2 separate regions of the Homo sapiens genome follow, and region 2 is linked to region 1. The links are chromatin loops, found by intact Hi-C in ENCODE. Cell type or tissue: Caco-2. All regions are shown on one strand.

Evidence for each region. Hi-C counts contacts between places; a loop is a spot of excess contacts. Peaks named below come from ENCODE experiments on the same cell type or tissue, not always from the same donor. Only the 100,000 strongest peaks of a DNase experiment are listed, where the experiment ranks them.
Region 2: a loop joins it to region 1, with 2.9 times the contacts of the local background. A loop is called at or near these places in 1 of 110 quality-filtered maps.

What each region holds. Positions count from the first base shown.
Region 1 is chr6:1,226,916-1,229,415 of GRCh38, reverse strand. No RefSeq gene overlaps it. Among named protein-coding and RNA genes, the nearest start is that of FOXQ1, 84 kb to the left of the region's middle. In Caco-2, no CTCF peak of the experiment used is centred here; DNase peaks (open chromatin) are centred at 735, 1,195 and 1,405; H3K4me3 peaks cover 1,132 bases.
Region 2 is chr6:1,161,603-1,164,102 of GRCh38, reverse strand. No RefSeq gene overlaps it. Among named protein-coding and RNA genes, the nearest start is that of LINC01622, 62 kb to the right of the region's middle. In Caco-2, no CTCF peak of the experiment used is centred here; a DNase peak (open chromatin) is centred at 1,382; H3K4me3 peaks cover 616 bases.

The DNA of each region.
Region 1 (2,500 bases):
AGGGGTTGAGACTGGTTCGTCTTTGCGTGTTCAGTGCCTGGCACATAGTGGGCAGTCCATCTTATTGAAAGAGTCAATGTCTTCCATGTATTTTGCCACCTGAAATCCATAGCACAGAGCTAGAGTTATAGCAGGTGCCAATAAACACATGTTGATGAATTGTTAACTGATGAAATGAGAGAAAGGAGAAACACCCTTGCTTGTAATCTGGTGACAAATTGGAACCCACTGCTCTCCAATGAAGTTAGCCTCCTTCAGATCAATCACAGCTTCAGAGGAAAAGGTCCTCTTTCTGCTCAGAATTGTTTGGCATAGAAAACATTTTCGCCATTCCAACCTCCTCGTTCTCACGAAGGGAAAGAAAGGAAGAGAGGATGGGTGCTCAGGTAAGGAGAACTGGCTGGGGCAGAGGGGGTACGCCGTCCTGCCCTGAGAGCCCTGTGAGAGAGTGAGGAGTTTGGATAGGCGTCGGCGTTGAGTGCACTTGGGAAAAACATGTCTCTTGAAACTTCACTGAGAGGTGATGCAAAAAATTCTGCTCCGTGCCCTGCAATTGTTGCCTCTGGGGCTCTACTATCCTCAAGAAAGTTGGGGAATTCCAGGCTGGAAATATTCAGAAAACCATTAGCTAGCTGTCATAATGGGGAGGTGGAGGGCAAGCTACGCAGAGGTCACAGATCATCTGAGGCATTGCTTCAGCGTATAAGCTTGCTTCCCACACAGCTCTTTGAAGAGTGGTTCATTAACCGGGCAGGAGACCACTGGTTTTGAAGCCTCTTTTTCTCTTGCTCAACCTTGGAAAGAGCTGGGTTCCAATGGGACCATCCAACTCACCAGCAGGTAAAGGTGTGAGACAGGGAAAGGGTGCATTTGCTGAATATCTAAATCCACTCGATAATGGTGTCTGCAGGCTTTGATCCTCAGTGCCAGAATTGTGAGTTCAAATGAAATCTGAGGATGGAATTAACTCCAGGCATTAAGAAGGGCAGAAGTGCAGTTTCTTTGTTGAAGGAGGCCACCCACTCGTAAGTTTACCTTGCTAGCCTGTAGCGCTCCAGGCAATCTGTCCTTTTTGAGCAGGTGCTGTGGAATACTATCTCCTAGATAAACCCTTGATTGTGGGCTTTGAGTTCTGGCGACCCATGTTTAAAGGGATCACGCCAGCCCATCAATGGTTAACCGTGGAGAAATGAACCTTCCCAGAGGAGGTTATTTGTTCTAGATGTTGCCGTTCTGGTGACTTCAAGGAAATGGTGTGTGATCGTGTTTGTATGTGTGTGGCTTCTCCTTTCTTAAACACATAGATTACAGTGTGATTACATTGTGATTTGGAAATCGGTGATTCTAGATTGTGCTGTTGTGCTGACAGAGGGAGGACTGGATTACACAATGATGATATTGTAGGTGGTGCAACCCTCAGGCGCTCGGCCAGCCTGCGGCCCAGGTGCATGCTGTTTGGAAAGATCTGCGTGCTTGTCCTATTGTCATTTATTCACACCAGTGCACAGCTGTGATAATGAGGCACATCGCCCCATGCAAATCTATAGAGTAAGTTTCATGATAAGGCTAGCTCTTTTTAGGAAATCGGTGGCAGGTTTTGATAGAACCCCTTAGAGGCCTGTATGTTTCTAGGGCTTAAATTTTGCATCCTGGAAGTTTTAGCTATAAATACTGCATAGACTGGTGAGGTCTACAGTAAGCCAATTCTACCAGTGTTTAGGCCACGGGACAGTGATTTCCTTATGCAACTTTCTTTAGGTTGTTGCTGAAACAGGGATAATACTGGCCCCCACCTTGATGTTTGTTTCAAGGAAAACCTTGTCTTTCATGGGAGTGTGTTATTGCTTCTCCCAAGGGACACTTTCCGTGGTAAAGAGGAACAGCACCGTGGTTGTTAGGGCAGGTCTGAGATGCCCAACTAGGGTGCTGTTGCCCCCAGGGACATTTGGCAATATCTGGAGACCTTTTTATGCTACAATCACTAGGGAATGCTACTGACATTAGTGGGTTGAGGCCTGGGATGCTGCTAAGTGTCCTGCAATGCACAGGACAGCCTCCAACACAGAAATATCTGGCCCCCAATGTCAATAGCGCAGAGCTTGAGAAACCTTGGGGTATACAAGTTGGAAACATCCCTTCCCTCTAAAACCACTGGCTCCATTATTATTTAATTTTACTCTGCTTGTAACCTGGAAGGCCCATGGGGACCTTGCTGAGCATACAATGCCTTTTCTCCCAAACCCCAGGACCCTTGTTCCTGGAGTTGGAATTAGATGCTCACCTGCTCCTTCTAGCAGCTTCCCCACCATTTTCCCTGTTTGCCCTGAAAAATCCCATCTCCTTTGAATTGCACCCCTCAGACTATACCATTCTCCTGTAGTGAATGTTACCGTTCCCTACAGTTTCCTACCGAAGGCCTGGCTCCCCTTGCAGTCACCGTAGATTCCCATGGTCAGCTTCTTCACCTCTTCTCCTGGCATCATTCCTGGCAACTGCAAGA
Region 2 (2,500 bases), 65 kb after region 1:
AAGCCGGTGAGGTGATGGGTTAATTATCTTGTTTTAATCTTTCTACAATGTATATGTAGATCAAACATCACATTGTTATACCCCCATAAATATACACATTTATTATTTGTCTCTTAAAAACAAATAAATTTGTCATTAAAGATCTACTCTCAGCAATTTTCGAGTATATGATACAGTATTATTAACTATAGTTGCCTTGCTGTATAATAGATCCCCAGAATTTATTCACCGTATGTAACTGCAAGTGTGTACCCTTTGACAACATCCCCTAGACCCAATCCCCCAGCCCCTGGAAAACATCCTACTGTCTGCTTCCATGAGTTCAACATTTTTAGATTCCACATATAAGTTTCTCTGGCCATGGCCAGAGAAAATGCTCTGATATTTTATGCTTCTATCAGCATTTCCCGTTTCGTCCATCCTCTCATTTGCTTTTCCTTTTGTTTAGCTTGGTGAGTTTAGGAGGGATATCATCCCCCTCGCCTTTTCATCTATCCCTTCTGCTTCTTTCTTCAGACAACATTCATCGTTCCTCCCTATCCCTGTGGGTCAGATTATTCCCTTGTAAGGTTTTTCCTTATGTTTTCTTGAGCTTCTCCTTCCTTCTTCATGAACCAGTCCCCAAGCAAAAGGAACTAAGTTTTGACCCTTTCCTAATCCCAAGAGATTGCACCATGTACTCTAATGCTCTCTGAACACATTGCTCTTCATCCTTTGTTTTGGAAAATTAGCTTAGGTTTTATTAAGTGCTTAAGAGCTCACGATGTGCATATCTGCATGTCAAACCTTAATAAGGTTTCTGAGAAAGCTGAGAGTATTTGTCTTTTTTGCCCCAGGCACTGTTGAAAAATTTAGTAAGAGTGAACTCTAAAAAGTGCAATATTCTTCCACCTGTTTTGCCAAAAATTTAATTTACAAAACTTTGGTCTTACTAAGCAAAATGTATCGAGCTTACCTGAACACAGTTAGAGTTCTCAAAATAGGAGGGTGGCTAAGCAAAGTAAATAGTGTAACAAGCCTCAGTGTGATTTCACAACAGGTTTTTCTTCATCTTATGGTGAATTCCAGAGACTCAGTTTTCTTCAAGTCATTCTGTCTCAGTCAAACAGGGAAAATAAATGCAGTTGAATGAATGCAGCTCCAGCCTCATTTTAAACTATTCATTTGTTTCCATTTCTTCCACCCCAAAAGTCTCAGCATTTCTAGCGAGTAGGCAAAGTGAGAGATGCCAGTTTCACTTTTTCTTTGTTCTTGTCTCTTCCTTGCTGATAAGCAAGGACCTGTGATAACAGGAGCCCTCAAGGGGAAGAAAATGATAATCCCGTTGTCTGGAGAATGAGAGGGACTTAATGGTAGTAAATGCTCAAAGCGACCTTGTGACTATATACTGCTCAGGTCACCATAAGTTTGGTGGCTGTGCATGAGGAATGTGTGTTCAATGATGAAAACGAAAATGGAAGTTTTCCTGGAGTCTGTGGCAGGGGCTGGTTGTTGTCTGCATTGTACTCATTCCCACGCTGTTGCTAACACAACTCCAGTCATTCTGGAAGAAGATAAGCCCAGATACTTACTTTTCTAGCTTCCCTTATAAGTAGGGATGACACATTTGTCACAGCGACAGATACGTCATGGTTCAAGCCAATTACACATAAGCATAAATCTACTGGATCTCAGAATGCTGCCTCTCTCCCAGTAGAGGGACAGATATGGCTGGTGTGGTCTTTTCTTCTTCTTTCTGCCTTGAATGTGAATGTATTGATCAGAGCTGCAGCAACCTGGCATTATTAAGCTGCTGAACCAACACTAGCAATTGCTTAGATCAAAACTTCTTACTTACATTGTTGAAAAATAAGCCTTCTTTTTAAGCCACTGTAGTTGAGTTTTTTTTTTTTTTTTTTTTTTTTTTCTTTTTTTTTTTTGAGACAGAGTCTCGCTCTGTCGCCCAGGCTGGAGTGCAGTGGCGGGATCTCGGCTCACTGCAAGCTCCGCCTCCCGGGTTCACGCCATTCTCCTGCCTCAGCCTCCCAAGTAGCTGGGACTACAGGCGCCCGCCACTACGCCCGGCTAATTTTTTGTATTTTTAGTAGAGACGGGGTTTCACCGTTTTAGCCGGGATGGTCTCGATCTCCTGACCTCGTGATCCGCCCGCCTCGGCCTCCCAAAGTGTGTAGTTGAGTTTTTTGTCACTTGGAGCCAAGAGCTTTCCTAACTGATGGATTCTCTCCCACATATTTTATTATAAATTAATAAATTCCCACCCTCTGTTCTTCCTCCTGTTGTAGACACAAACATGCTTCTATTCATTTGTTGTGAACACCATTTCTGGAGATCTGTGTGTCTGTCAAGGCTCCACCCAAATATACATGGATTAGAACATGTTTAGAGAAGAGGGTGATTATCTGTGTGGGAAAAGGTTCATCAGGGATGAATCGCATGTTCCCACGGTGAGAAGGCTGGGAGCACTTGCCTCTCCGCTCATGCCAGCCCTTCTTCTCCTTCC